Linked DNA regions of Mus musculus: region 2 is linked to region 1. A link is a contact called in ENCODE Hi-C or POLR2A ChIA-PET data. All regions are on one chromosome and are shown on one strand. The core of a region is the stretch at or near the end of the contact, and the rest is flanking DNA. Distances in the headings are between cores, read along the strand shown. Region 1 holds the start of Mier3 (MIER family member 3). Region 2 has its middle 39 kb from the start of Mier3.

Region 1 (4,763 bases), core at 1,869-4,368:
GCGTGCGCCACCACGCCCGGCTCCCGAAATTACTATTAATGTATGGCCCGGGCAAGACATTTAAAGTATGCTGACAATCTGTTCTGCTGAAGAATTTCCATGTATCTTCTCAAAGATGACAAGGATCAAATAACCAGTTTTACTTACTGTTGGTGTTGAAATGTGTGGAGCCGCAGCATTTCCAGTGCACCTGTCATGCTCTATGCTCTCCTGCAGCATCTGTATTCCCCATCTTCTCTATGGTGTCAGCCTCCTGGTCCAGTTAATTTCATTGGTTCGCCCTTTCTCTGTTTTTACATTTATGTTTTTCTAAAGATGACTGGAAGTCTTCGTACATTGTGATTCATACAGGGTACTGTTATTTAGTTTATTTAGTTTTAAGTTCCCTTGTTCTCACTCCATCTGTCACCTATACGAATTACTTTACCCATAGTCGTTGGGGAACATGGACTTTCATGGTGGTCCTATATATAGTGTCTGACCTGCAGGCACGTCTGTGTCATAGACACCCGTGTAGGACCGTCTATATAATGGCACCTGTTGTTCAGTGACAAAGTACTGTAAAGCAGCAATGACACAAACACTTATTTCAAGTCAGGGGAAGGAAAGGACATTTTATCCCAACCAACACTTGGAAGTCTTGTTAAAAAGAATGAAAGATCCATCTATGTAGCTTTATTGAATAGGGGTGGTGAAGGTGGGGTAGCAAACGTCTTTCTCTAGTGATGAACAGTGGGAAAGCTGTTTGCTTTATCTGCTAATTTGAGCTGCTGGCTCGTGTCCTGGCTTGTGTGTGCTTTGTCTCAGCTGGTCTACCTGAGAACCCCCCTCCCCCAAATGAACCCCTAGTCCCCAGTGTGACTCCATTTCTACTCCAACAAGATGAAAGGAAAGATCGTGAACCAGAAAAAAACTGTAGGTCCAATTGTGCATTGGTGGGAAAGGAGCCACTGACAGATGATTTAAAAAAAAAAAAATGCAGTTCTCCTTAAAGAAGTTAGGGGTGAACAGTTTCTCTGGTATTGAAGAGGTGAACGTGTTTATAAAGAGGGCTCCATTTTAACAACCCTAAAGTTCAGGCATCCCTGGCAGCAAAGGCCTCCACCGTTCTAGGCCATGCTGAGACAAAGCAGCTGCAGCCTACACCAGCTTGGTGCAGGCTGTGATAAAGGAGACCGGCTGGAGCTCTGCCCAAACTGTGGATGGAAAAGCACCTCTTGCTACTGGAGAGTATGATAATGACTTTCCAGACTCGTGGAGAGTTTGATGAGGTTTCTAAGAACCAGGCAAACAGACACTTGCAGAAGTTGCAGCTGCTGCTATTTCTATCATGACTGCTTTCTGAAATTTTGTTATTTTGCTCATGGATTTGATAAAATTGAGACCTCTAATATTTAAGCCCAGGCTCCCTGGTTACCTTTTCAAGTTTTGCTTATATACAATACAATTCGTCAAAGCTGTCAAAATGTCAAGAGAACCTGAAGAAACCTTACTACTCTGTTCATGGAGAACTGCAAGGCCATATATTTCTCAGAATTGGCCAGGAGAATCTAAGGCCACACTTGTGAGGATGTGATAAATTTGTAGGATGAAACTTTTTTTTTTTTATGATGTAAATAAGGGGCAGGCTGTTGGCTACCTGGCTGGAGCCGAGCTGCTGAGCAGTGCTTTCTGGCTTTATCAGAGGGTGTGGGTGCGCACTGCCCCTCACTAACCCTGGTCACTCTGCTCCATTTCAAGCCACAGGGTTTTTTGTTTTGTTTTGTTTTTTAACTTTTACAACTTTGAACGCCTCGTTGAAGATGGTAGGGACAACATGTGCCAAGCCTGTTTTTGAGTTATTTGATTGGACAAAAGTTTGTGATATCATTCACAGTAGGGGAAGTGTAATTTTCCATGTCTTTTGGATGTTTTGAAGTTGAGTGACTTTTTTCTTCTGTAAAATTTCCACGAATAAATAACTTTTACCCGTGTTTTTAGGTTGATTTTTTTTTTTTTTTTGCCTTGGTAATCCTCTTTAAAAGTAACCGTTGCTTCTTCCCATAACCCATCTCCATCCTCATCCAGTGAGGGAATTGGAGACCCTAGGCTCAAACCTGAACAGTGTAATTAAGGTTTAAAGTTATGAAAAGTTTTAGCATCTTAAAAATGCTTAAATTTATGAAGCTACAGTGCAAACCTCATTTTGCCATTAATATTTATTACAAGCTCCTGGCAGGCATCTGGGAGGAGAGCTCTGGTCTTCACGGACACTCTAAGCCCCTGTAAGGTCTTAGCACACCTTCCTGTTTGTATATTATCTTCTCATGGATCTGTTTTCATACACAGGATTATTTCTTGAAGCCTATGCAGAAACAGATACATCTGCTAAGTCTCTCTCTCTCTTCCATGTATCCACTTATCCAGGAGACCACATTTATTGTATGTATAATCTCAAACAATGTTGTTTTTATTTACCCCCGAGGTAGGTGTGAGAGGCAGTTTTTGCAATTTGGTTCAGGGTCTTTGACACTCTGCTTTTTAAAAGGTTTATCAAGTGTATATCTTCGGGTCATCTTCTAGACTATTTGTGATTAATAACTCCTAGAACTGGTCTTTAAAAAAAAAAAAGTGTACAGGCTATGAATGTCGCGCAAGCACGCTCATCATGTCTGGCTCCGTCTGTCAGTCTTTCTGCCTTCTGAATTGCCATCATCTTCCAGAGCCTGTCTGGCAAATGTCTACTTCCACAGTTCACTCCAAGCCACTGAACGCCGATGCGCATTCCATTCCTGCAGGTGCCTAGCCGTCCTGCTTCCTGTCCGGGTCTCTCTCCTCTTTTGCCCATCAGCGGCTCGCTCACTTGCCATCGCGTACTCTTCTCACTTCGGGAAAGTCCGTCGAGTCCTCCTCCGAGTCTCCCGCCACCCTCCTTCCTCCCCCGCCCCGGGCTCGCCCTCCCTCCCTCCCTCCCTCCCTCCGGCCCCCCCACCGCACCCACCGGCCGGTCCCCGCGCTCGCCCGCAGTTCAGCTGGAACTTTACTCCAGCCGGGGCAGAGCGCCGTGGGCGCGCGGGGCGGGCGCGTGCAGGAGCGGCGGCCGCGGGAGCGCCGGACGGCGTGGGTGTGCGAGCGGGCCGGGGGCGTCGCGGGCCGGCCTGCCCTATAAGGGGCCGAGCCGCCTCTGCCTCCGGGCGGGTGCCTGGCGGGCCGCGGCGGCGGCAGCGGCGGCGGCGGCTGCGATTGGCTCAGGCGCCCCATCCGGGGACTGGGCTCGGCGCTGCTCGTTCGCCCTAAAGGTACCAATATGGCGGAGGTGAGCGGAGAAACCGGGCAGCGGCGGCCGTGCTGGAGCGGGAGCCGGGCGGCCCTCCGAAGCCCCGCAGCCGGCCCGAGAGCCACGGCTCCTCCCGCGGGTCCTCGGAAGGCGGCGCGGCGGCGACGGGGGATGGGGGGCGCGGGGCGGCGGCGAGGCGCGGCGAGGCTGCCGGAGGGGCGGGAGCGGGCGCGGGAGCGGTCTCCCTTCGGGACTAGGCCGCGGCGGCTCCGACCCCGGCCGGGCCGGGCGGCGGGGCCGGGCGGCGGAGGGCGGCGGCGGCGAGCCTCGGGCCGGGGTAGCCTCCGGGCCGTGGCCGGGGCGGCTGACGCGGGCCGCCGTTCGCTCGGCGCCTCCTCCCGGGATCGGGGTGGGTGGAGAGCGGCCGATCCTCGGTCGGCGGCTGGAATGCAGCGCGGAGAGCGGGCTGCGCCACTGCCCCGCCGGAGTGAGCCGACCCGGCCCTCGGCAATCCGGCCGCCCGCCGCCTCTCCTGACCGGGGGCTCCGAGGCCAGCGGGAGCGGAGCGGGACTCTCTACCCCGAAGCCTGCGAGGTGCGGCGTCCCCGGGCGCAGAGACCGACCCACACCTCGACGCCCTCGCCCGCCGAGCGGCCCGAGAGTCTCTTTACCCCGGGCCGGACTTGGGGGGGGGGGCACCGGGCGACCCGGGCTGCCGGGCACCGGGCTCCCCTGGGACGGGCAAGCTGGGGGAGGGGGCGGCGTGATGGGAGCACCGGGGCTGGGCAGGAGCGAGCTGTGTGTGCTAGGGCCGAGCTGGCGGGCCGGGGACCGACCGCTCCCCCGGGGGAGGACCCGGCTGGTCCCAGACTCAGTGGTCGCGGCTCCTCCGACCTCAGCGGCTGGTGGGTGGGGGTGGGGAGGTGGGGGCGGGAGGGTGCTCCCGCGTTGGGTTGGGGACCAGTGTCAGGGTCGAGCTGGCCTACGCTTGGGGCAGTCGACAAACCCTGGAGTTGGGGCGCCCGCGCACTCCAAGGGCAGGCTGTGTGTGTGTGTCTCAGAGGGTGAGACCCTCCTAGGGGACGGGGTTGCGTTTCGAGGAGTTGCTCTAGGGCCAGCGGAGAGCTGGGTGAGCTGCTGTAGTCGGGGGACTCGTGAGATGCCCGGGATGAAGGATTGATGCTGCGAGCCGGGTAAGCTCTGGCTTCGGCTTCCCGGCTTTGTAACTTGCCGAGCTCTAAACGGTGTCTCGGAGTTGCCCGTTTCAACTCCAGCCCTCGTCCGGAGTCTGCGAGTTTGTACACTGGGGACTTGGGGAGGAAGGCGAGGCAGCCAAGAGGGGGCCCGAAAGGGGCCGGGAGCGATTGGAGCGAAGCTACGTCTTGCACTTTTTGGCAGCTGCCTGGGAGCGCTCGGCTCCGCCCCCTCTGCGCCCTGTTGCCTGCGCTGCCTCCTTTTCCTTGCTACAGGATTCAACCTCACAGTTTTCTTTTCTCTCTCTCACTCT
Region 2 (4,421 bases), core at 1,447-3,946, 39 kb after region 1:
TCACTATGGCAAATATAGTCCTACACCCTATGACTGAGGTTGAATATGGATATTTATTGCCTGAGTACAATTTTTGATATTCCTTTGTCATATCCATCAGTGACTACCCCATCCAGGCATCTAAAACTAAATCAGTTTCCAGTGGAGTGAAAAAAGATCGGGTCATACTTGTGATATGCTGCACCTATTATACAACACGGCAAAGGCACAGACACAACATGTGAAACTAAACTACCCCATAAGGACAATCTTACTTAAAAACCTAAATAGAAGTCTGTTTTAATCCCTCCATCTTTATGAATAACATTAGTTATGAGCATAAAATAATGAGTTTATTATGATACTTTAATACATGTTCTTTCATCTTCTTAAACAATTTATTTCCAGTCTAGAATATCATGTTTTTGTTTTTGTTTCTTTTTTTTTTCCCCCGAGACAGGGTTTCTCTGTGTAGCCCTGGCTGTCCTGGAACTCACTCTGTAGACCAGGCTGGCCTCGAACTCAGAAATCCGCCTGCCTCTGCCTCCCAAGTGCTGGGATTAAAGGTGTGTGCCACCACGCCCGCCTGAATGTCATGTTTTTGAAAGACTTGTTCCTAACAGATGATGAAGCACAGAACCAGCAGACCATAGAGAAGGCAGAATCTAAATTTTAATGATAATATGAACAACATTCTTTAGACTCAGTTTTACAAAGTTATATACACATATATATCCACACGCATATATTTATTTAGTCTAATTTGATATCCCTTGGATATTATTTTAAAAGTGTATTTTGCTAATGACTAGTATAGAAGATTTATGTGAGAACAAATGAATCTGACCTTCATGCTGTTTTTTTCTATAACTGGTAAAGGAGAAAATGAATATATATTGGGAAAGTCTCATGACCAAAAAATGCATTTATTGGGATGGAGAGATGGCTCAGCAGTTAAGAGCACTGGCTGCTCTTCCAAAGGTTCTGAGTTCAAATCCTAGCAACTACATGGTAGCTCACAACCATCTGTAATGAGATCTGATGCTCTCTTCTGCGGTGTCTGAAGTCAGGTACAGTGTACTTACATATAAATGCAATTATTCCATCACACATTATAGCATACTTTAACAGACAATGTAATTTATAAGGTTAATTATGAAATTAAAAGTCTGAAAACTTGGGTTTCAAATTCAAATCTTTATTTACTCTGACTACAGAGCTAGACCAGCAATCTTTGGCAATACTAACAGCTTTTTACCAGGATACATAGATTCTGTTTCTTGGGTATCAATCCTTCAGTGACAAGACAAATCTTCCTGTAGACACCTAAACCCAAGGTCATACAACGAATGTCTTCTGGTTTAAAGCCATTTGGTTGTTGATAGCCATTTTCAAACAGTCTCACCTTTTGATGCTGGACTCTCAGAAGGTGTTGATTTTTTGACTCAACTGGTTCTGGAAGCACAAGAAATTTGATGGCTTACTATGGTCGTTTAAAAATAGAGCCTGGGGAACCTTTGGTAACGTTCCTAGAACAACGTCACCTGTAATAATTTTATCTTTGGGTCTTTTGCAATGTGTTGAAGAATCTGAAAGTTTCTGTTTCCTACGCAGCAATCGACTAAAGTTCTGGATGATTCCTGGGTTATTGCCCTTAATGAACTAAGCTATGCTAAACTGAGACCCTAGAAGAAGCAATTCTTTGGGAGAGGTCAATGTTCTCTAACCCGCAACCATGAGCATCCAAGTAGCCAGTCATCAACATGCGTTTTGTTTTGTTTTGTTTTTGCAAAGAAACTTGGGCATGGAAATGCTAGGGAACGTGCCCGAGGTACTAAAGCTGTAAACGGAAAGATCAGAAGCAGACACGTAGCTCAGCTTTCCCTCGAACCATTCAATAGCTACTTGAATGTTTTCAAATAAGAATCTTCGTAAACACTTTTTCCCATAGGCGTGTCCTTTTCAAAGGCAAACTTAAGCCAAATTCACATCCCTTGTCATATAGTCTCTCCCGGGAGTGGTAATTTCTTCTTTGACTATATCACTCTTACTTCCAGAACTATTTTTTTTTTTTAACAAACTGTTGTTTCTGAACAAAAAGGAAGAAACTTTCTCTTGATATTTCTAAGGTAACGCCACACCCGAATTCACGTCTCCGTAGTGTGAAGCTTCGGGAAGGCGCTTGTGTCTGTCTCACTTTCAGCCGAGTCTTCCGCTGCATAGACTGCAGATCAGCAGCACGCTCACAAACGCCAGCCGTCACAGCCCACGGCGACCCACCCCGAGCAATCCATGGTTTTCTGCTCTTTTCTACGCGTTAATGAGACTAAGCCTTGACTTTTCCGAGGAAGTTCAAACTCCTAGGTCCCGGTTGAGGAAAGGCCACACCCCCACTTTGTAAGTTTCTATTTGCTCCTTTGCAGCATCCTTGTAAGGGCGGAGTTACTAAAGGAAAAAAGCGCGCGCGCGTGAGACCCAGCAGCGCGGCGCACACTGGGAAAGGGGACACAGGTCCCGCCCCCGTAAGGTGGGCATCTGCGTTACCGAATAGCCCCAACCCCCTCGGCGACCCTCAGCCTCAGGGCTCCGCCTACTTTGGGCTCCACCCACTTCAGGTTCCTTTCGCCTTAAACCTCGGGTTGTCCCAGGCTCCACCCACCTCAGGCTCCTCCTCTTAGGCCCGCCCACCGCAGAACTTTGGAAGCCCCCAGGCTCCACCCACCTCAGGCTCGGCCCCCCCCAAGGCTTGCTCGAGTCAGCCCAGGGCATCCCGGGGCTTCAAGTACTTCAGGCTCCGCCTCCGCGGCCCGCCCGCCTCAGCCCATTGGCTGGGCGTAACAGCTTTGGCAGCAGCGAGGGCTGCGTGACGTCGTGAGGTCCTGCCATTCCGTCCTCTCACTTCGGGTTGTAGGTGAGGCTTCTCACATTCTGGGGGGGACGAAGCGGCGCCATCGCCCCCACACACCCTGCAGGCTGCTCTGTGGTGCAGCGAGGAGGAAGGCGTGGAAGAGGCGCGTCGAATCCTCGCCCCGCTCAGTTAAGGGAGGAGCCGGGCTGCGCTGTCCCGCCCTCCGGGCCTCCGCCCAGGGTGTCCCACACCGCAAGGCTCCTGCAGCCCGGGCGCGCAGAGCTGGAGCAGCCTGCTCTCGCTGTGCGTTTGCGCTCTCATGGGTACAACGATCTTGGTTGTGCGCGAAGAGTCACTGGACTTCATGGCATCCTGGCCTCTAGGAACGCTCCCTGGGCGTGGGCCGCCTGGTTTCTTTCCCAGGGTTGTGCCTGCTGCTTGTAACGTCTGTCCTCAGCCTCTGCTTAGTCCCTACTCTCATGGGCTCCACTCAGCTGAACTCTTCTCGGCCAATTTCCAGCCTTAGCCTGGACCTCAGGCGCTTCTAAGAGCGAGCGAACCCATTCAAAGAGGCACACACACACTGATTTAGTTTATGCGTATTAGTGATTTACCTGCATGTATATATGTGCACCTTGTGGGTATCTGGTGTCCACGGTGTCCGCTGGAACCGGATAAATGGTTGTGAGCGACCATGTGGATGTTGGGAACAGAATCCCAAGGTAGCTGCATGAGTGTTCTTAACTAAAGTGATTTGTGAATATATAGACATAAGAACAAAATGCCCTGTTTGCACTTCATTCTCCTAAACAGCCGAAGGCAAGATTACCAGACAAAATGCTTTCTTAAGGAGCTTTTTAAGGTATAGTATATGATATTTCATAGTGGTGTATGATAAACCGCACACACTTAAAGTGAACAATTTGATAAATCTTTTGTCTATACACTAATCAAAATTAAGATTGTAAATGTATCCATCACTTTCAAAATCCTGTTAGAACCTTTCTTTAACCATTCTCATGTATTCTTTCATTCCCAGTCCCCAAGTGACCATTAAGCTTTCTGTCATTGGATTAATATGATCATGTTATATTATCCTTTATATTACTGGGTTCTTTTGGTAAGATATTTAAAGAAAATTTGCATATGCATTATGAGAGATATGGGTCTATAATCTTGTGTTTGATGTTATTTTATCCAGTTTTGGATAAATACTAGCCTCATGGAAGGTGGGAAGCCATTTCTCCATGGATGGTATTTGAAAGAACTTTAATAACTCACTCAATGCACAGGGCCAGCACCCATGTGTATCAATAGGTCGGGTGTCCACACGACAGATTCTGGAACTTTGGTTTCTTTTTAAAAGAAAAAAAAAACACGCACACAGAAATATTATAAGAATGTGTTTTGGAGGCTGGAGAGATGGCTCAGCAGTTAAAAGCACTGACTGCTTTTCCAGAGACCGTGAGTTCAACTCCCAGCAACCACATGGTGGCTTATAATCATCTGTAATGGGGATCCGATGCCCTCTTCTGGTATGTCTGAAGACAGTGAAAGTGTACTCACATACATGAAATAAAAAAATAATAAATCT

What was found. A loop is a pair of places that touch in the nucleus more often than their neighbours do. ChIA-PET counts read pairs that join two places held with the same protein, here RNA polymerase II (POLR2A).
Region 2: a map of heart shows a loop between it and region 1 (8-fold over the local background). The contact joins the enhancer-like site here to the promoter of Mier3 in region 1. A Hi-C loop is called at or near these places in 11 of 37 maps with a recorded cell type or tissue (gastrocnemius, heart, left cerebral cortex and 1 more). POLR2A ChIA-PET finds 5 or more read pairs at or near these places in 3 of 5 experiments (Patski and embryonic stem cell).

The regions. Positions count from the first base shown.
Region 1 is chr13:111,683,060-111,687,822 of GRCm38, forward strand. Mier3 (MIER family member 3) reads left to right here and starts at 3,119. Exons shown (of 13, transcript NM_172593.3): 1 at 3,119-3,295. The coding sequence starts at 3,287.
Region 2 is chr13:111,722,766-111,727,186 of GRCm38, forward strand. It overlaps the pseudogene Gm15488. Among named protein-coding and RNA genes, the nearest start is that of Mier3, 39 kb to the left of the region's middle. Within about 2 kb of position 2,697, at least 3 of the 3 ENCODE cell types and tissues checked have a DNase peak (open chromatin) inside an H3K27ac peak, as active enhancers do; they include gastrocnemius, heart and left cerebral cortex, where a contact is called at or near this core.